Regions from separate parts of the Homo sapiens genome. Here region 2 is linked to region 1. A link is a loop called in an ENCODE intact Hi-C map of the cell type or tissue named here. Cell type or tissue: adrenal gland. All regions are shown on one strand. Each heading gives the region's core, and the rest is flanking DNA. Links, peaks and the distances in the headings are about the cores only.

Region 1 (11,036 bases), core at 1,838-9,837:
GGCTGAGGCAGGAGAATCACTTGAACCCAGGAGGTGGAGGCTGCAGTGAGCCAAGATTGCACCACTGCACTCCAGCCTGGGTGACAGAGAGAGACTGCCTCTAAAAAAAATAAAAATAAAAACAAAGGTAACAGATACTCCAAACTCATCACTTTCTAACTGTTTTACTTATTGTATTAGTACCTATTCTCTTGAGCTGATTTCTACTTTATCCATATAGAGGAAACACTCTACAGTGGTGTGCTATTGATCACCTCTTCCCATCTCCACATTCATCATGGTATCATCATATCGTGGTAGCCTGAAATTACCCATCGTGAGAATGTTGACACCATGGAATTGGGCAATTCCTTCAAACTGTTTTTGTCCCTCTGCAGGGAGTTGTTAAGCATTTATCAGCACAGCCCTAGGTTCATGCTGCATCAATGGTGCTGAGGCAAAAGCCTGGCAGAAACTGGGAGCTGGCCTAGGAAACTGTCTTACCTGCCTTGCAGAGAAGTTCTTTTATACTTCAAGAGATTGCAAAAGAGTGCATAGGTAAGGAAGAGAAGCCAGGTCATCTACTTCCTGAACAAATAAGTGACATCTCTTTTTGATGAGAAATAATGATAATCTTTTTTTTTTTTTTTTTTTTTTTAAGATGGAGTTTCGCTCTTGTTGCCCAGGCTGGAGTGCAATGGCACGATCTCGGCTCACTGCAACCTCCACTTCCTGGGTTCAAGCGATTCTCTTGCCTCAGCCTCCCAAGTAGCTGGGATTACAAGCATGTGCCACCATGCTCGGCTAATTTTGTATTTTTAGTAGAGATGAGGTTTCACCATGTTGGCCAGGCTGGTCTCAAACTCCTGGCCTCAGGTGATCCACCTGCCTCAGCTTCACAAAGTGCTGGGATTACAGGCGTGAGCCACAATGCCTGGCTGAGAAATAATGATAAAATGCAGTGGATCTGAGAGACAATCTTAGGAAATACAGCAGGGAACTAGAGCTCTTCCACAGCATTCCTTGGTTTCAGGAAAATTTCAGATACAAAGAAAGCTTCTTTGTTTAGTATTTATGAAAGATCAATTGTTTACTAGGAAATAAACAGAGAAATAGCTCTCATCCACTTGAGCTGAAGCCTCGGCTCAATTCAATTCACCACCTCCCTTTAGGCTGCCCTTACCTACAAGGCCAGTGAAAGGGGCCTGTCCTTATTGGGGCAAGACTCAGTGCCTCACCTTCTTCTGCAGATACCCGGTGCGCTTGTTGTTTGTTTCCAGGCCAGAGGAAAATGGAGGTAACTGGGTCAACCAACAGCCTGTAGTACCCAGCAATCAGGCAGGCTAGGTCTTTTGCACTGTTGGATTCCAGCAGCAAAGTCAGAACCTTTGAAAGCAAATAGAAATCTCATGTTTATCAAGGACCAAGGGACAGTCTGAAGACTGACAACAAAGCCATGTGGGACCAACGAGAGATTCCAGGTAAATCCGGCCATGGTCCACAGGTAGGTCTCCTGGTGCCCCATATCCTCACTTGCAAGGCTTTAAATGAGGACATGCATGTACTCGTACAGACACCATCGCGTGTGTGTGTGCGCACACATACACACACACACACACACACTCTCACGCACTCACACACTCACTCACACACAGTGGGTCCTTCCCACCCAATCTATACAGTGTCTTCTGACTCCTCATCCTCTACCCCAGCGCCATATCCAAACTGCCCCATCCCACCCTGTTCATTCCTGCAGAGGGACTTGCAAGACTGAACTTAAAAAAGAAAAAGGAGCAAGAACATGTGGAGAATGAGGGAGAGGGTGATAAGAATAAAGCACCAATATTGAGTATGTTGGGATTAAATCAAAGGAGGGCAGAATAAAAGTAAGACCTTTGAGAGAGGCTCAGGAGGTACCCTGCACTAGTTACCTTTTTTTTTTTTTTTTTTGAGACAGAGTTTTGCTCTTGTCACCAGGCTGGAGTGCAATGGTGCAATCTTTTGCTCACTGCAACCTCTGCCTCCTGGGTTTAAGTGATTCTCCTGCCTCAGCCTCCCAAGTAGCTGGGATTACAAGCGTGAGCCACCACACCGGGCCCACTATTTACCCATTTTAATGCCCACCACTCAAAGCTTTTGAGCAGCAATCTGGTCCCATTCATGTGATAAAATCCTCTGGTGGGCCGGGCGCGGTGGCTCACGCCTGTAATCCCAGCACTTTGGGAGGCCAAGGCGGGTGGATCACGAGGTCAGGAGATCGAGACCATCCTGGCTAACACAGTGAAACCCCATCTCTACGAAAAAATACAAAACATTAGCCGGGCATGGTGGTGGGCGCCTGTAGTCCCAGCTACTTGGGAGGCTGAGGCAGAAGAATGGTGTGAACCCACGAGGCGGAGCTTGCAGTGAGCCAAGATCGTGTCACTGCCCTCCAGCCTGGGCAACAGAGTGAGACTCTGTCTCAAAAAAAAAAAAAAATCCTCTGGTGTTCTCCATCTACGTTTCTAAATCCAACAGGAAAGCACATGGTCCATCTCAGTTTGTGCAAAAAAACCTTTTAGGACCTCTTCAGGAAAATTTACCATTTACCACTTTCCGTTTGATAGAACAGGATGGACAATTCGTCCTCTTAAGCAGATATTGGACATTAGACTTTATTATTATTTAAAATTCATATAAACTAGCCTGGCCCCTATTTGGCCCCAAATTCCAGCAGTTGAATTCAGAATCTCTCCCCATTGTGTTACCTTGACGTCCTGAAGATACACTTTGACGACGCTCACTTTCTCAGACTCTTCCGTTAGCTCTACACGGCTGATGTTTGCAAACTCTGCCAATGTGGACATGATGTTGAGTTTGCTATTGATAACCTGGCTAATCCCATACTTGGCTCCAACTAGAAGGGCAATGTAGGATTCTCTATCCTGTAACTGCAGAGGGTGGAAGGGGAATTAGTCTCCATTCGCAAGCGAGTGAAAATACATTTCACATGTAAGCAATAATACCTCTCGCTGCAAACTCCTTGATTCCTACTTTGGATCCTAACCACCACTCCTCCAGACTATTGCCTAACTTGGACCCCATCAACAGCTAAATCAAAGTGTAAATTTATTTCCCCAAAACTCTTTCCAATATAGCCCTGAGCCACAGCCATAAACACATCTGTATTTTCACACCTATGTACCTATCTTCCTGCTCTTTGAATCCCTTCCCTGCCATCATTTCCCATTTAAATCCTGATCCTTCTTTAAAAGCTTACATCAAAACCTACTGCCTATGGAAAGCATCTGCCTGATCTCAGCCTCCTTAAGCCAGAAATCTCCCTTTCCTCTCTGTTGTTCTGTACCACTTCCTCTTACTTCTCTACTAGCACTGAACACTTATGACTTCTTATTTTAATTATTTGTATTAAGTCTCATTTTCCACATTAAGTTTCTTGACAACAGAGTCTGCATTTATCTCTATTTGTAACCCGCAGTGCCCAGCAAGCACCCTGAACCTGTTCCATGTAGCTGGTTGCTTCTCCCACTACCAGTTCTTTCCTTAGACAAGAAAGGTAAAGGGAGACTGGGGACTGGAACTGGACAGCTGGGAGAGGGTAGAATTAGCCCTTAGAAAAATTGGGAAGTTTTTCTTGTACCTTCAAAACTTTCCTTTCTGTGATCTAGTCTCTTTCCCACCTTTTGGGTCTTCTACTTAAACGAAGAATCCATCTGTGTTTCCCCTTCCCCTAACTATCTGATGCTCTTCCTTTCTTTCAAAACACTGATTCTCTTCTTCCATCTACATTGTTAGGTTAGCAGTCTGATTACATTGGCCCATCACTGTAAATGACTGAGATGCATACCAAATCTTTTGAAAGGATTTTGGTTAATATTTTTTTAAAACCCCACTCTAATTGTAAATTGGTTTTGTGCTGCAGAGTCCTGGGGCTGACAGTGCTGGAGGAAAGCTCTCTGAAACCATACCCCCGAGACACTGACTGCTGAAAGGCACAAGCTCTAGGCCTAGGCTCCAAAAAGAAGCAGGCAGGAGAATGGGAAGAGAGCAGAGGGCTTTTCTGCTTCTCGTTTCTCTTCTCAGGCCCACCCCTCATTCCTCCCTTCTGAACAATCAGAGACTCAGCTTGGCAGTCAAACACTCTTATTTTTCTTTCATGATTTCCAATTTTCCTCTTCACCTTCATATACCCAAAGCTCCAGAGTGAACTGCTTACCATCCCCTTCTGACCCAGAATGCCTTTTCCTCTCTACTGAAGTCTGGCCAAATTCAGGCTTCCTCTTGCCTCTTTCCTTAACCCCTTCTCCTCCCTATACTTACCCTGAAGCAAGCAGTGCTACCTTCTGTCTCCAAACTCCACAGCAATAGGCCTGAACCTGTCTCATGGCTTTGCTTCATTTTGTTGGGTAGCTTGTTTCATCCTTCAAGGACGGAAATCACATCTTATTCAGCCCTGCTTCCCCTAGCATCTATCACAGGGGTAGCACCAAGCAAACGCGTGGTAAATATTTTCCAGTGGTGTACTATTTAGTTTACCAGACAAATTCTAGTACATGACAGAGTCCTCAGGAATTTTAGGCTAAAAGACACATTGATTTTCAGAGGATCTCTAAGGTCCCTTACGTGAGTAGGATTTCACAGTTCTCTAATACATACCATTAAAGTAGCATTAAAGATTCTTCCACCATATGTCTTGAGTTCTCCGAGGATCTGTAGATAATTTAAACGTAGCTGGGCAGCAGAAATAAGTTGCTTAATAGAGAAAAAAAAACACTTGAAGTCAGAGTTATTCATTGGTCTAAAATCCAGGCAGTGTTGAAAATGTTTTTCCTAAGGTTTCACAGACGACAGCTGAGTGGGTCGGCAGAGGCACCTTCATTACCTTCTGTCGGGGTTCCAGCAAATTCTGGTTCCTCTTCATGTGGAAGCTAATGGCTTTCTTGATGTCTTTGCCTTTCATGTTTCGGAGTAAAGTTGGAGATATAAAGTTCTCTATTCCCCAGTCTTTCCTGCCATGAGACATTGGAGACAAGGAGGCCCATTTCTACAGGGTACTTGGCTCTAATGAAGAGCATAATTACATTTGATTCAGTACTTAGTGTTCCCATAATACAGCAATTACGAGCCACTTTCTCCTCCTCTCTTTTTCTTTCTCACACACACATACACACACTCTCCACAAAAATCCCCACAGGCATTCAGGAACTAAACCCCATTGATCATTCTGGGAGCTCATTACTCTTGGTGTGGTGTGACCATCTATCAGTCAGAGCAGGAGTTCTGAATCTTTTTCACTACAAAATACATGGCAAATAATGACAGCATACAAGAGAGTACAAGACACTCTCATGGGGCAACGCAGAGCTCCTGTGAATCCCCTAGGCTAAGCTTCAGCATGGTGCCAGCCTAGCAGCTTCAAAATCCCCCAGAAAATTGCTAAAACTACAGATTCTCAGGCCCTGCTGCGAGAGATTGGACTTAGTACATCAGGGGTAGGGCCAAGGATATGCTGTATTTTTAAAAATATGATTCCCCATCTGATTCTGATGCTCAGGCAGGACAGAGCTGAGATCTGGGGAGGGGCTTAGCAAACCTGAGTGATGCTGTCCAGAACAATTCTAAGCTAAGAATCAGAAGGTGCTGGAATCGTAGGACTTGAAACTGCTCTAGTGGAGACATAATGCAATAGGAACTGGTTCATATCCACGGGAAAAATTAACTTCCAAGGCATTCCCACCCCTAGAAAAGCTTAACACTGATGCTGGCAACTGATTTCCCAAGACATCTTCCCAGGAACAGGCAATTTACAAGGGAATCCTGTGACATTCCATCTGGAGTTGGCTTCTGTCCCAGAGAGAGCAGCCAGGTTCAGACATCTGGGGGAGCCAGGTCAGATTAGAGAGGGTGCAGAGGGAAATGGATGGAAAGACAACAGACAGATGGGTAGGTGGGTGACTATCAGCTTTCTGTGGCATCTGGCCCTCCTGGCCAGGGGCCAGCAAGTTATAAATGCAATGCAGCTGCCATCCCCTGCCACTCACTCTATATACTTTAAAGAGATCTTCTGTGGCTGGGCACAGGCGTAGATCCGTTCCTGGATGTGCAGAGCCGCGAGTCGGAGTGCAGAGCTACATTTCATTTCTACAGCAAAGCGCTCCTGGAGCACATCGCTGCAGCTCTAGAAGAGATTAAATAGAGCAGATGGGAAACAAAAGCAGACATACTGTGTCCCCTCGTTCTCTCGGGTGAAAGGCAGCAGGACCAGGAGCTCCGCTTTGAGAGCTGGCTCTGACAGTTCTTGGCTGTGTGACCTTGGTTAAGTTACCAAGACTCTCCAAGCATTTGGTGTCTGGTAAATGAGGATAGTAAAATCTACCTTATGTGGTTTCTGTGAGACTTAAATTAGATAATGCATATGAAAGCAGGTATAAGGCACACAGTGTTATACAAATATAAAGTATTGATGGCGTTGTTATTGCTATTATTATTATTTTCTGCCACCATTTCTGTAAGACTTGGGGCAGTCCAATCCACCTAGTCTGAGTTATCTCATCTGTAAAATGGTGATATCTGCCAAATGATTCTTTTTCTTTTTTTTTTTCTTTTCTGGAGACAGAATCCCGCTCTGTCACCCAGGCTGGAGTGCAGTGGCATGATCTTGGCTCAATGCAAACACCACCTCCAAGGTTCAAGTGATTCTCCTGCCACAGCCTCTCAAGCAGCTGGAACTGTAGGTGTGTGCCACCACGGCTGGCTAATTTTTTGTATTTTTGGTAGAGACGGGGTTTCACCATGTTGGCCAAGCTGTTCTCAAACTCCTGACCTCAAGTGGTCCACCTGCCTCGGCCTCCTAAAATGCTGACATTACAGGCGTGAGCTACCGCACCCGGCTCCAAATGATTATTTTTCATCAGAATAAAAATGGCATCATAACTCTCATCTAAGGAGGTAGAATAGGGGGAGCACCAGGCCACGGATCAAGAACCAGGTTTTGGCTCTGCCACTAAGTGAGTGACCCAGGCAAATCACACGACCTTTCCAAGACTCAGTGTCATCATTCTAAAACGAGGTTTTAAAGCACTAAGGCCCCTTTTGGCAATAAAAACTGTAATTCTAAAGATCCTAAAATGGTATTAGAAAATGTATCATCTACATTGAGGACTGAGCCTGAATTTCATTCTGATATCGCACACCTGCTAAAACAGCAACTCAGTGATGGAAAAGGGAATTCTGAGCGATGATCAGGCCCATTCTCCTTCAGATAAAGAGAATCCCTACCAGGGAGTTGTTTAATGGCCTCGAGCTCACGTTCAAAATCACCCAGTGCACCATCTTTGAGAACAACCACTGTTATTTTAGGAAGCACAGACCCAGTCACCTGCAGATAGAGGTATTCAAAGGCCACGGGGTCTTCTTTCAGGAGGTCCAGGGGGTCCTTGGGAACAAAACAGACCCTGAAGAGGCAGCGGTAGTCATGTGACTCCTCCCTTTCTACCACCTGCGATGGGTAAGGGAGATACTATTAATCTCCTAACTGCCTTTGTCCTTGCAGTCATTCCACAAAACCACTCTATAAAACACAGACAGTGAAAGACAGTTCCCAGAGATTTCAATTCTAGTGCTTCCCAAGACAGCCATAGACCTTTACTCCTAATTTGACTTTCTTTTTCCTGGGTACAAAATGTAAAAGGTTCAAAAGGGCAGCATTTCCCACTCACCTATCTTCCAGTTTCCCTTTCCAGAGGAAACTCCTGTTTTCAGTTTCTTGTGTGCCCCTTCCAGAGACAGTTTATGTATATTCATGCTTCAGTATAAGTCTATTCTTTTATCTTCCACAAATAATAATATAGTATACATACCATTCTACAACTTACTTTATTTCACTTAAACTATCTTAGGGATTTAATGTGATTTTCTTTCCCAATGCAAATGGAATAGAAGTAATTAAAAAGTCTGCAAGCAGTAAACCTTCTAATCGGTGAGTGCATTGGGTAAGAATTCATCTGCAAAGAGGAATGTTCAGGGTGGCTTTTATGAGGTTATGTATTACTCATTTCCAACTGTTAAAATCCTCCTCATCTTTGTAACAGACTCACAAAGATTTGTTGAACTAACCTGTGTTTAGCTTTAAAAAGTTGGTACAACATATTATTGAATGGTTGGGAGATTGAGTGATATAGACCGTTTGGCTGTGTTTACCCTATTCTGCCATCAGGAACCATATCGGGGGTAAGTCCCACAAGAAGGGCTTAGACACAGCAACAAATGCTTCCCTAATGGCTCAAAGGCAGCAGGTGCAAGGGAAGATCATCAGAGCTAGAAGCAAAAGATCAGGGTTCTATCAGCTGTGTTACCTTGAGAAAGTCACCTTACCTCTCTAAGCCTTTGTCTCCACATCTGCAAAATGGGGACCTTAAATCTGTGTCCTGCCTACCTCATACTAGCAGATGAAAATCAGGCTGATTCTTGTCCCATAACCCCCAGGCTGAGTGAGCTCTGTGCCTTCTGGGGCAAGAGAAAGTGCATCAAACCTGCAGATGTGCTGAGCCCTGTCCCCAGAGGTTCTGGCTGAGGTATGCAGCCAGCCCAGCCCATGCCTCCCAGGAACAGGCGGTCAGTCCTCCCTACCTGCTGGATGAGTTCCTCTTCGTGCAGCAGGTGCAGCCGGGAGATGCTGTACTGCTCTTCCAGGGCCAGTGCAAAGTACTCGATACTTCGGATGGACAGCTTCTCCTTCACGGTGAGGATGATGTCCTAGCAGGCACAGAGAGGTGCAGGAGTTACGCAAGAAACAGGAAGGACTTCCCTGGCCTTCCTGCCATTCCTCAGTGCAGCTAGGGAGAGAAAAGCCTGCACTGACATGCCCACTGCTGACTTACGCCAGAGTCTGGTCCCACTCATCAGGCCCCTTACGGCCCTGCAGCCACAGCTCCCCTCTCCTCAAGCTCCATCACCATCCATACAGCCACCCTGTCTTGCTTTACTTGGAAGGCTGAAGCCATCCAGTGGAGGTTTCTGCCTCTCTCCTATGTCCCTAGACTTATTCTCTCTCTAGAGTTCCCAGTCTCTATCTTTTTTTTTTTTTTTTTTTTTTTTTTTGAGAGGGTCTCCCAGGCTGTCACCCAGGCTGGAGTGCAGTGGCGTGATCTTGGCTCACTACAACCCTTGCCTCCTGGGTTCAAGCAATTCTCCTGCTTCAGCCTCTCGAGTAGCTGGGATTATAGGCACATGCCACCATGCCTGGCTAATTTTTGTATTTTTAGTAGAGATGGGGTTTTGGAATGTTGGCCAGGCTGGTCTTGAACTCCTGACCTCAAGTGATCTGCCTGCCTTGGCCTCCAAAAGAGCTGGAATTATAGGCGTTTGCCACCACACACAGCTAGTTTTTTTGTATTTTTAGTACAGACGGGGTTTTGCCACGTTGGCCAGGCTCCCAGTCTGTATCTTTGACTGCTTACTAGACAGAATCCCACCACCCACTCACTATGCAACTGAGTGAAACTTTTTTTTTTTTTTTTTGAGACGGAATCTCGCTCTGTCGCCCAGGCTGGAGTGCAATGCTGTGATCTCAGCTCACTGCAACCGCCGCCACCTGGGTTCAAGCAATTCTCATGTCTCAGCCTCCCAAGTAGCTGGGATTACAGGTGTGCGCCACCACGCCCAGCTAATTTTTGTATTTTTAGTAGAGATGGAGTTTCACCATGTTGGTCATACTGGTCTCGAACTCCCGACCTCAGGTGATCTGCCAGTCTCAGCCTCCCAAAGTGCTGGGATTACAGGAATGAGCCACCACGTCCAGCCACAACTGAGGGACACTTTTGAACCCCAGTCACTTCCTCTCCAAATAGAGGACAATAATGCGTAATTCTGAGAGTGGCTGACAGGACGGAATGGTTGTGAATGCTGCGCTGAGGCATCCTGGTTGCCACGCCACACTCTTCTTGCTCACTAGAGCAGCCCTCTGTGAGGTCTTTGCTGCCTCGAAGCATTCGCACATGCTGTTCCCTCTGCCCAGTATACTTTCCCCATTACTCTTTCCAGGTCTGTTTCTTTCTCTTCCTTCGAGTTTCAGTCCAAATGTCACCTCTTAGAGAGGCTTTCTCTGGCCAGCATACATAATCATCCCTGTTACTCTCTGTCCCAGTGTCCTGTTTATTTCCCTCACCATTATTTAATATTATTTTCTTCAATTAACAGCCATGGTAAAGTTAAGGGAATGGGTTCTAGACCTCCATTCCCAATTCCTAGCTGTAATTGCTTCTTCTCTCTATGCCTCAGTGTTTTCATCTGTAGAATGGGAATAATATTAACACCTATCTCATAGAGTTGTTGTGTACATTGAATTGATTTCCCCATAGAAGGCACTTAGAACAGCACCTGGCAGATGGTAAGTATTCAATGCATGCCAACTGCTAATCTCTGTTTTCTTGCTTATTGTCTTTCACCCCACTAGATGTTAAACTCTCTGAGGATGTGGGCCTTGCCTGTGCTGTGCTCTGTTATGCAGTATATCCAGTGCTTGGCACATAATAGATGCACACAAACTTTCACTTGGTGAGTAAACAGAAATCATAAATGTCCTGCCAGAACCTCAAACGCAGTAAGTCTCGCACCATCAGGTGCTCCTCCCTCCTCATGACTCCTGATTCGGAGCCCTCTCTCCACTTGTTCATCACCCCCCATAACTACCCAGTGACTAGTCCTGAAGGGTCCATTTCCTCCCTCCTCATGACTCCTGATTCGGAGCCCTCTCTCCACTTGTTCATCACCCCCCATAACTACCCAGTGACTAGTCCTGAAGGGTCCATTTGCTTCTGCAGCTCCACACCATTAACTGAGTGCTGCCTGTGTGCCTGGCATTGTGCTGGCCCCAATGGAAAGCCTGTCTCTTGACTCTGTCCCTTCTTCTCCATTCTCCCATGTCTACCTCAGCTTGGGCTCATGCATTTCTTGGCTTTGTAGAGGGATGTCCTGTGAACCCTCCTGCCACCCATCTGTTCTCCAACTTGCACATAGAGCAAAGGTTGGCAAACTGTAGCCTGTGGAGCAAATCCAGC
Region 2 (11,036 bases), core at 1,860-9,859, 130 kb after region 1:
CATTTTATAATTTGAAGAAATCCCTTCTTTATATTAGATCTTCAAGAGTAAGGCTTCCTGCAAGCAATGATTCTTAACCTGTTGGGAGATTTCGAGTCCTTTGAGAATCTGCTGACAGGTGGGGCCGTCCGCAGAAGCACATGTAGATTCGCATAAGCACAAAAAATTTGCTTATACAATTTCAGGGTCTGTGAACTCAAGGTTAAGAGCTTCTAACCTCTCACATACGTTGCTGATGAGAATGCAAATTGGTACAAAGGTCAAGAAGGGAAATTTGGCAATATCTATCAAAATTACAAATGCTAGACTGCAGGGCTGGACTTTGCTAAAAAAACAATTACAAATGCACATACCCTTTGGCCCAGTATCTCCTCTTCTAGGAAGTTATCCTACAAACGTATTTTTACATGGGTGAAATGATGCTTGCACAAAGGTATTAACTGCAGCATTATTTGTTACAGAAAAAGACTGGAAACAACCTAAATGTCCATCAATAGGGGACTGGTTAAATACATTTTAGTATGTCCATACATAAAATACAATGTATCTTTGTTTAAAAAAGAATGTGAGGCCAGGATGGTGGCTCACGCCTGTAATCCCAGCACTTTAGGAAGCTGAGGCGGGCAGATCACCTGAGGTTGGGAGTTCGAGACCAGTCTAACAACATGGAGAAACCCCATCTCTGCTAAAAGAAAAAAAACCACACAATTATCCAGGTGTGATGGCGCACGCCTGTAATCGCAGCTACTCAGGAGGCTGTGGCAGGAGAATCTCTTGAACCCAGGAGGCGGAGGTTGCAGTGAGCCGAGATCGCGCCATTGCACTCCAGCCTGGGCAACAAGAGAGAAACGCTGTCTCAAAAAAAAAAAAAAAAGAATGTGATAGTTATTCATGTACTGATATAACACAATCTCTAACATATATGATATGATAAATGAAAAAGAGAGATATAGGACAGTGTAAACAGTATACCATTTGTTTTTTGTTGTTGTTTTTTTGACAGAGTGGGACTCCGTCTCTAAAAAAATAAAATAAAATAAAATAAAGTCAAGCAAGTCCTAAACCTCACTTTCCTCATTTATTCAGTTATTCAACAAATGGAGTGTCTCTTATGTGCTAGACACTGTTCTGGCCACTAAGGATACTGAAGTAAAAAAAAGAGACAAAAATCTCTGCCCTTGCTTGAGGTGATGGATAGCCCAATGACTCTGATTTGATCATTATACACTGTATGCTTGCATCAAAATATCACATGTATCCCGTAACTATGTACAACTGTTATGTATCCATAATGATTCAAAATTCAAAAAAATCTCCACATTCATGGAGCTGACATTCTATTGTGGGGAAAGAGACAACAAATTAAGAAAACTATGTAGTATGTTCAATGGTGGCAAGTGCTGGGAAGAAACTAAAGTTGGGAAGAAACATGACGACTGCTGGCCGGGGGTAGTTGTAAAAACTAAATGGGGCTTCAGGGCAGGGCTTTCTGGGAAAGTGACATTGGACCTGAAAGAGAGGCAGCTCCAAAGCCTGTGGATAGGGTGTTGGGGAAAGCAGTCCAGGCAGAGGGAAGAATCAGAGCCAAGACTCTGGGGCCCTGAGTAGGCTTGGCTTTCCTGAGGAAGAGCAAGGAGGCTGGAGCCGAGGAAGCTAGTGAGGAAGGCTGAGGGAAGGACAGCCAGTGAGAGAAGACACGGGCCCGTGGAGCCTTTGTAGCCATTGTAAGGGCTTTGATTTCCACTCTGAGTCAGATGGGAAGCCGCTGAAAGGTTTTGAACTTGCATTTTAACAAGAGCACTTTAGCTACCATGATGAACAGACTTGAAGGGGGTGAGGGCGGAAGGTTACTGCAATCATCCGGGTGAAAGAGGATGGTGGTTTGAAGCAGGGAAGTAACAGTGGAGGAGTGAGAAGTACTCTGATTCTGGATATGCTTTATGAAGGTGCAGCAACAGGATTTGCTGACCAGATTGGATGCAGGGTTTGAGAGAAAGAGATGAGTCAAAGATGACTCCAAGGTTTTGGGCCTCAGCAACCTGAAGGCTGGACTTGCCGCTACCTGAGATGAGGAAAACTGAAGGGGAGGAAGTTTCTTGGGGGCAGAGGAACGAGAAGGGAATATTAGGAGCCAAGTTTTAGACATTTTAAACTTGAGATACTTTTTTTTTTTTTTTGAGACGGAGTTTCGCTCTTGTTGCCCAGGCTGGAGTGCAATGGCGTGATCTGGGTTCACCGCAAACTCCGCCTCCCAGGTTCAAGTGATTCTCCTGCCTCAGCCTCCCAAGTAGCTGGGATTACAGGCATGTGCCACCATGCCCGGCTAACTTTTTGTATTTTTAGTAGAGACGGGGTTTCTCCATGTTGGTCAGGCTGGTCTCGAACTCCTGATCTCAGGTGATCTGCCCGCCTCAGCCTCCCAAAGTGCTGGGATTACAGGCGTGAGCCACCATGCCCGGCCTGAGATGCCTATTAAACATCCAAACAGAGATGTTGAGTGGACAGTTGGATGTTTGGTCAGGAATTCAGGAGCACGGTTGGACTGTAATAATATTCATCTGTAAAACTGGGATAATATAATAACACCTACATAATAATGCTTATTATTGGGAGGATTAAACAAGACAATCCATGTGAAACTTTCAGTGTACACAGGGCCTAGCACACAATACGCCCCCAATACATTTCAGCTATTATTCTTATTGAAATTTAAATACTCTTAGTATTTTTATCATTACTATGAAGTTATGAATATGGTTGCTTTTAAGATTAATAAGTTGTTTCTGTGTCAATTCCCAGGAATGATTTGCAAAAGAAAACTAAGTCTTGCCAGGCACAGTGGCAAGTGCCTATAGTTCCAGCTACTTGGGAGGCTGAGATAGGAAGATCACTTGAGCCCAGGAGTTCAAGTCCAGCCTGGGCAACATAGTGAGACCAACTACCCTCCCCCCATCTCAGGAAGGAAGAAAGAAAGTGGAAGGAAGGAAAGAAGGAAGGAAGGAGGGAAGGAAGAAAGGAAAAGAAAAGAAGGAAGGATGTAAAGGAAGGAAAGAAAGAAAGAGAGAAAGATAGAAAAAAAAAAAGAAAGAAAGAGAAAGAAGAGAAAGAAAGAAAGTAGGCAGTGCCTTTGAAATTGGTTTCTAGGCCCCAGAGTTCAAAACTTTGAAGAGTTGGGCATGCATCCTAGTCCTTATAAGTTATGCCATGTTTCTTAAATAATCAGTATGTTACTTCATCAACCCAGAATTTATGTCAAGCTTTGAAAAGGGTTTGACATGGAGAATGAGGCAGTTTATCAGGAGAAATTGAATACGAGCAAGGACCCTGTGGGGAAGACATTCCCAGCCTGTTCACGTAGCCTTCGTGACACAGGGTTTAAATGCAATGCAGCATGAGAACTGACTACCCCGTCTCGCCTTCAATAGCTATAGATGTTATCGCTGGCCACAAGTTTATCTGGCTCCTTTTAAAATTGATTCACAAAAGCCACGACCCATGTCTTCCTGAAATAGCAAGCTTCTCAGAGGAACTTCCCTTGAAGAAACACACTCTTGCTATCGTCTATTAATTTATTCAGTGATCTTTAGCTGTTTTATGTTGGGGAAGTAGAAACAAGAGCTGGTATGGTTTTATTACACATTTCTAGATCTTTGAAGCAGCGAGCTTCTAACATCAAAACCTAAACCATGAGGTTTCTCATTATTTTCACATCTCTTTGAATTTTGACTATAAATCCCCGACCCTGTAATTCTCCTTAATATCTATGACAGGCTTGATGCTCAATAACTACCTATTAAGAATCCTCCTAATCTCCATTTATATGCAAAGGAAAGAGGTGTTGAATGGTTCAAACAATCCAAAAATGCTTGTGTAACAAATAGATGACTAAGGTCACATACAATCACAGACCTTGTTTGATGAATTTAGCAATGGCAACACAACCACAAGGATACAGGTGGATGTACCAGTGAGAGAGAGAAGGAACAGTAACACAAAGGAGGCGCTTTTTCCCCTAATCCTTGTTTTTTTTCCTTAAATGAGGTCACATAAACTGAACTGACTGCTGCTAATGAGGAGGTCATTGCTCAATTAAACTTCATGAAACACCACTTTCATTCCTTTCCCCGGATTCTTTTGTTTCTAATGATTTTTTTGAGATGGAGTCTCACTTTGTCACCCAGGCTGGAGTGCAGTGGTGTGATCCTGGCTCCCTGCAACCTCCGCCTCTCGGGTTCAAGTGATTCTCCCTGCTTCAGCCTCCCAAGCAGCTGGGATTACAGGCACGAGCCACCATGCTTGGCTAATTTTTGTATTTTTATTAGAGACGGGATTTCTCCACGTTGGCCAGGCTGGTCTCGAAATCCTGACCTCAGGTGATCCACCCGCCCCGGCCTCCCAAAGTGCTGGGATTATAGGTGTCAGCCACTGTGCTCAACCATGTTTCTAATGATTTCTACATTCACTGTCACTATGCTTCAAGCAGTGGCTTCATGTGAAAAAATAATAAAAACAAAACCCTTCTCCCTTCTCCCAGGAGTCAAGGACTAACCCCTCAGGGTCTCATAGCCCAGAATGACATGTGAAGGGCCAAGGACTCCCTTACATCTATGGTTCCCTGCAGACACTCCTACTCCAGCCTCTCTCTGGCTGTGTGTCCCAGAACTCTAGGTGGAGGAGAGCTAAGCAATCCAGGAACTGATCATTCTGAACTGAGCCAGTCAAGCTGATCTGTGGCAAGAACTTAATAAATTTCTATCCTGTATCTGTTTTTCTGGTTTAAAGGGAATCTTTTTTGTTTTCTATTAATTTTAAAGTAAATTTTAGTTTTATATTTCCAGCCAAGCTAAGAGGGAAAAGAAAAGAGTTTTGTGCATATTCAGCGTGGTGGTGCCAGAAGAAAACGCTATTTAGCAAGAGGTGCTTTATACACCAACCTCTCTTTGGCTTTAAAATTTAGAACTCAGGGCCACCAGAAAAATACAGGTATCTTTTTGTCCATGGGCAGTGTGACCATAAAGTTTGTCATCCAACCCAGAATACTTCTGAGAGTGAAACAAGGCAATACAAAGAATGCCACCAGTACAACAAGCAAATCAGACATCACTTTCATCACCAAATAAGTCCCTAGTCTACAACAATTTTTTCATCACTCAAGAGGCTTGATCCAATAGATGGTTCCATGGCTGGCACACAGAATAAATGCCCTCTTCCACCGGGATAAATATGCCCTACTGTTTTATGAATACAAGAGCAGGTTTCTTTCCTTCTCCCCTCTCTTATCCAACCATCTCTACTGCCATTTTAATTACAGAGTCCTGTTGCAGATTCTGTCTACCCAGACCTGCCATAACCTTAGCCCCTACATCCTTGCTCCAAAAAGTTCATCCAGGGGTCTACAGATTATACAACCCATCTCCTGATTTCAGTTAGTGGGCAGTGAGCTGAATATTTAAACTTCCGTAAGGCTGAGTGTAGCGGTTCATGCCTGTAATCCCAGCTATGTGGGAGGCTGAGGTGGAAGGATCATTTGAGCCCAGGACTTCAAGACCAGCCTGGGCAACAAAGTGAGACCCTGCTTCTACATAAAATTTAAAAACTACCCAGGCATGAACCTGTAGTCCCAGCTACTCAGGAGGCTGAGGTGGGAGGATCCCTTCAGCCCAAGAATTTGAGGTTGTGATGAGCTATGATCATGCCACTGCACTCCAGCCTGGGTGACAGAGTGAGACCTTGTCTCAGTCAGTAAATAAATAAATAAATAAATAAATAAATAAATAAATAAATAAAATTCTACCAGAATGACAATATGATTTGGAATTAGTCTTATCTGCTGTACAAACCAGGACAGAGGTCCTAAGGCAATTTCCAAAGTCCTATCAGATAGGTGGCCTTTCTCACCATTAGCAGGGGGCTCCTCTAGGGCACAGAATATGTACAATCTAATTCTATATTGACAGTGGCTAGTGCCCAGAGCAGGGGCTGGTGTAGAGTGGGTTCTCAGTATGTGCTATGGAATGACCAGGCTGCTTTCTCATCTCCGTCAGCTCTGGGTTCTTGAGTGCCCATGCTTTTCCTACCCCTTTCAATGCAGTAAGGGGGAGTCCTGCCATGATCTGTCAGCTGGCTGGGTTGGGCTTTGTTGCCAGCCCTCAGGGACTGACTAGCATTCTGCTTCTCCCAAGGATTGTGCTGAGCCAAACAGAGCCTCCCACAGACTCCAGGTACCAGGTTTGGGCACAGGCTGAGTCTGCTGGGTTCCATTCAGTTCAGGAACATCCAGCAAAGTCCATTACCTTCCCAGCCCCAGGCTGGGTACTGGAAGCACAGACTGAAAGTCATATACAATATCAAAAGGTTATATATGCACTGAAGCACGGTGACTAACAGCAACGACTCCACAGTGGAACTGCCTGGATTTGTATTCCAGCTCCACAATGTACTATCTGATTATCCTTGGATGAATATTTAACCTCTCTATGCCTGACTTTTCCATTTGTAAAGTGGAAATAATAGAGCCTGCCTCAGAGGGTTGATGTGAGAATTATATTCAATGATTTAGAACCATGCTTGGCACAGCAGAAATGCTCAATAATGCTAACTATTACTGTTTTGGGGTTTTGGCTCCTCTTCCTGCGGCCCTAATGCTTGGCCCACTTCCCTTCATTCTCCCTGGTTCTGGCTGGTTCCCTCATTTTTCAGGAAGGTCTTTTCTTTGCTCTTGGCCCACTTCAATGCTGAGGACCAAGGACACACATCTTCACGCTAACATTTGGCTGGTGCCTTGTCCATCAGGATTTAAATCCAAAATCTTTATGAGGTTAAGCAATTTTCTACCATCCCTGAACACAAGTGAATCATTACATAACTATTTTTCTAAGAAGGAAAGAAAACCTGGTCCACACAGAAGGAGGACCAGATTTGGAAGGAGTTGCTCTGAGCAAGAAGCCCCTGCTTCTAAGCATACCTTGTGACTACATATTTCCAGTTCTTTCAGGGACAAAAGTGGGTGTTTCCACCCACCTCTCAGAAATTCTGATACAGTGAACAAAAAGAATCTTCTTAGGATTTTTAACAATCACGCTGTTATTTTCTTCTCTACTCACCCTAAGTTCTCTACCAGGTACTAGATCTTCTTAACTAGTAATGATTGGTTACAATATATTTACTCAATTAGGCAAATAGACACTTTTCTTTAATATAATCTTTAATATAATCACCAAAGCCACTACTACCTAGTCAGGAAAGGTAAACTTTGAAATAAACTGGATTTTTTTTCACTTAGATTAAGAAAATGCTGAATTTTTATGATTTTATAGTTCATAGCCTCAAACTCCAAATAATTTTAATTCGCACACTTAACAGTTGCATTCAAAAACACTGCATTGCTGCCATGCCTGCCCCAGCCAAGTTCCAGGTGGTACTCTTTGCATCATCTCCAACACTTAAATTACAGATAATTTCAGTGAAAAGCAAATAATCAAAACTATGTAATAATGAGATTACAGGCTCACTCCTGTAATCCCAGCACTTTGGAGGCTGAGGTGGGCGGATCACCTGAGGTCAGGAGTTCGAGACCAACCTGGCCAAAATGGAGAAACCCCATCTCTACTAAAAATACAAAAAATTAGCCGGGCGTGGTGGCACACACCTGTAAGCCCAGCTACTTGGGAGGCTGAGGCAGGAGAAATATTTGAACTCAGGAGGCAGAGGTTGCAGTGAGCTGAGATTGCACCATTGCACTCCAGCCTGGACGACAAGAGCAAAACTCCGTCTCAAAAACAAAACAAAACAAAACAAAATAAAACAAAACAAAACAAAACAAAAAACCTATTAGCCAATAAACACAAAAACCTCCCCAAATATGATCATTCTATTAAGTATAAATCACAACTGCTCTGCCACCCACCTCCCCCACTGCAATACTTAGGAATGTTTCCTTCTGATGGATCTGAGTTAAATCCTTAAGACACAGCGGTCGAACTATTGTGTCCCAGAAGTCTCTACTTCCAGGATGACTTAAACACATCTCTGACCTAACTCGTTTTTTTGGCTTTGTTTGTTTTTTTGCTCATGGTGCCTGCTAACCCAAACCAATGGTTCAGTTGCCGTATGCTCCTAACACACACTTACCTCCTTCCTTCCACCAGTGTCCACAGTCTTCACACTGATCACCAAATCCCAGCATCAATCCTGGAAGAGACTGTAGAGACCAGCCAATCCAAGCCCTCATTTTACAGATATGGACTCTGGCGCCTACTAAGAGATAGACACTTGGCCAGGGTCACGCAGCTCATTAATGCAAGAGCTGGGACTAGAATTGCTTAACTGGAGATTCATCTCCCTGTGGTGTCATTCTTCTTCCAACTGGTTCTTTTGCCCTTTGCCCTAGTTGGCTTTCCTGCACTCGCACACAGTCCACACCCTCCTGGGATTTGGCAGCAGCCTGTGAGGCTCACCTGGAGTGAACTAACCCAGCTCAGCTGGCCTGGGACTCTTTACCTTCAGAGGAACAAGGATCACGTGGCTCTCCCGGAAACAGAAACACTGTGTGTGGGGATGCACGGGATGTTCAAGTATATCCATCACTACAGGTCTGCCAAGTCCTCCATGCTGAGGAGCAAACAGAGCTTACAAGTCATTTCTAATATCTGAGACTGTTAGGTTCTTTTTTGCTATAATTTCAGGTTACCCTGTAATAAGAGCTTTGGTAGTGCCCCCTAAAATAAACTTATTTACGATAAACATTTACTTAGGAGATAACCAAACAGTTCTCATTTGCTAGGCACTGTGTTGGCATGAGAGATACAAAAATGAGAAGACGTGATTCCCATCCTTATTTTGGTGGAAGAGAAAAACACATAGACAATGGTAAGATATTATGCTAAGTGCTTTGACGCTTGGACAAGAGTAGGCACAGGTCTCATAGACACACAGAAGCAGCAGCTAAGCCAGCACAGGAGAGCTAGTGGAATTTTTTTCATGACCTTTTTATTTAGAATAGTTTAAGATTGATAGCAAAGTTGCAAAGATAGTGCAGAGAATTCCATATACTTCTCACCCTGGTCTCCCCAGTATTAACATCCTGTATTACAGTGGTACCATGGTTACAACTAAGGAACCAGCACTGGCAAGTAACCATTAACTAAACTAGTAAAGACTTTTTGGAAAAGGTGATATCTAAGGTGATTTTATTTATTTATTTATTTATTTATTTATTTATTTATTTATTTTTGAGATGGAGTTTCGCTCTTGTTGCCCAGGCTGGAGTGCAGTGGCGAAATCTTGGCTCACTGCAACTTCCACCTCCCGGGTTCAAGCAATTCTCCTGCCTCAGCCTCCCAGTAGCTGGGATTACAGGCTTCTGCTATGACTCCCGGCTAATTTTTTTCTATTTCTAGTAGAGACAGGGTTTCAACATGTTGGCCAGGCTGGTGTTGAACTCCTGACCTCAGGTGATCTGCCCGCCTCGGCTTCCCAAAGTGCTGGGATTACAGGCATAAACCACTGCACCCAGCTATTTCTGAATGACATTAGGAATTAGCCAGATGAAGAGATAGAAAAAGGGATTTTGTGTGTGTGTGTGTTTTTAGTAGAGACGGGGTTTCACCATGTTAACCACGTGGTCTCAATCTCCTGACCTCGTGATCCTCCCGCCTCAGCCTCCCAAAGTGCTGGGATCACAGGCGTGAGCCACCACACCTGGCCAGGAAAAGGAATTTTAATCAGAAAGAATTCATGTGCAAAGACCTATCTTCCCACCAACATCATCCCTTTTTACTCTCTTCCTCAACCTGTTGCCTCTTCTTCACTCTTCCTCTATTCTTCTCTTTTCCCACTCAACCTCCCGCCTCTATCTCCATACACCGATCTGCTGGATGTTCCCTGAGCTCACCAAACTCTTTGCTTTGGGTCTTTGCACTATAAAATGTATATTTAGGAAGATCACTCAGGCTGCAAGGTAGACAACGCACTAGGGAGGATAAGACAGAATAAAGACCAATTAATGGGTGGCCTGAGCAAAAGTGGTAGTAGTGGGAACAGAAAGAATATTATGACTTTTGGAGATATTAAGGAGATAGAATCAACAAAACTTAGTGGTTAATTCAAGGTAGGGCCTATGGGTGGGGCAAGAGTCAAGTTGACTCCCAGATTTCTGGCTTTAACAACCAGAGGGAATGGATGGTAGTGCCAGTCATTGGGCTAGACAGCATAAGAGTTAAGATTGATTAGAAGAGTGCTATGGTTTGAATGTGTGACCAAAATTTCATGTGTTGAAAATTTAATCCCCAATGCAACAGTATTAGGAGGTGGAGTCTAATGGGAGATTTAGGTCATGAGGGCTCCACCCTCTTGAATGAATTAGTGCTCTTATGAAAGGGCTTTCAGGAGTGGGCATTCTCTTGCCCTCCCACCTTCTGTCATGTGAGGATACAGCAAGAAGGCCCTCACTGGACCAGATGCCAGCACCTTGATCCTGGACTTCCCAGTCTCGTTATAACTGAGAGAAAATAAACTTCCGTTCTTCATAAATTACCCAGTCTCAGATATTCTGTAATAGCAGCCCCAAATGGATTAAGACAGATGGGAAGAGGATTGGTTCTGCCTTGAACAGGTGAAGTGTGTACCCATGGGACATCTGAGAAGACAGTGAAGTTAGGAGGTCGGTTGGATATACACCTCTGTGTTTCTGGAGAGAAGTGAGCTGGTGACATATGTGGTAAATCATTAGCCTAAAGATGGCATTTGAGGCCAGGCAAGATTGCCCATGGGTACAGAAGAGAAGGGGATCCAGGAGAGGTCCTTAAAGAATGCTGCCATTTAAGTGTGACCCAAGGAAGAGTGTGGAAGGAGGCTATGGAGCATCTAGTGAGGTGAAAAGAAAGCTAGAGAATGTGGTATCCCTGAGGCTAAGAGGGGAGAGCTTTCCTGAAAAGGCCATGTGGCGAATAGTGTCAAATGCTGCAGAGGGTTTGAGGCCCACAAGAATCTCCTGGATTTGGCAATAAGGATTTCTCTCAAAGGAGGAGTTTCAGAGA

The links. Peaks named below come from ENCODE experiments on the same cell type or tissue, not always from the same donor. Only the 100,000 strongest peaks of a DNase experiment are listed, where the experiment ranks them.
Region 2: it touches region 1 in a loop (2.0-fold over the local background); 9 of 110 quality-filtered maps call a loop at or near these places.

What each region holds. Positions count from the first base shown.
Region 1 is chr9:37,727,425-37,738,460 of GRCh38, reverse strand. It overlaps FRMPD1 (FERM and PDZ domain containing 1), which reads right to left. Exons shown (of 16, transcript NM_014907.3): 8 at 8,608-8,733; 9 at 7,358-7,477; 10 at 6,021-6,157; 11 at 4,862-4,988; 12 at 4,636-4,731; 13 at 2,727-2,909; 14 at 1,218-1,365. Among named protein-coding and RNA genes, the nearest start is that of TRMT10B, 21 kb to the left of the region's middle. In adrenal gland, for the core only: no CTCF peak of the experiment used is centred there; a DNase peak (open chromatin) is centred at 5,970.
Region 2 is chr9:37,600,434-37,611,469 of GRCh38, reverse strand. It overlaps a transcript of FRMPD1 not described here. Among named protein-coding and RNA genes, the nearest start is that of TOMM5, 13 kb to the right of the region's middle. In adrenal gland, for the core only: no CTCF peak of the experiment used is centred there; no DNase peak of the experiment used is centred there.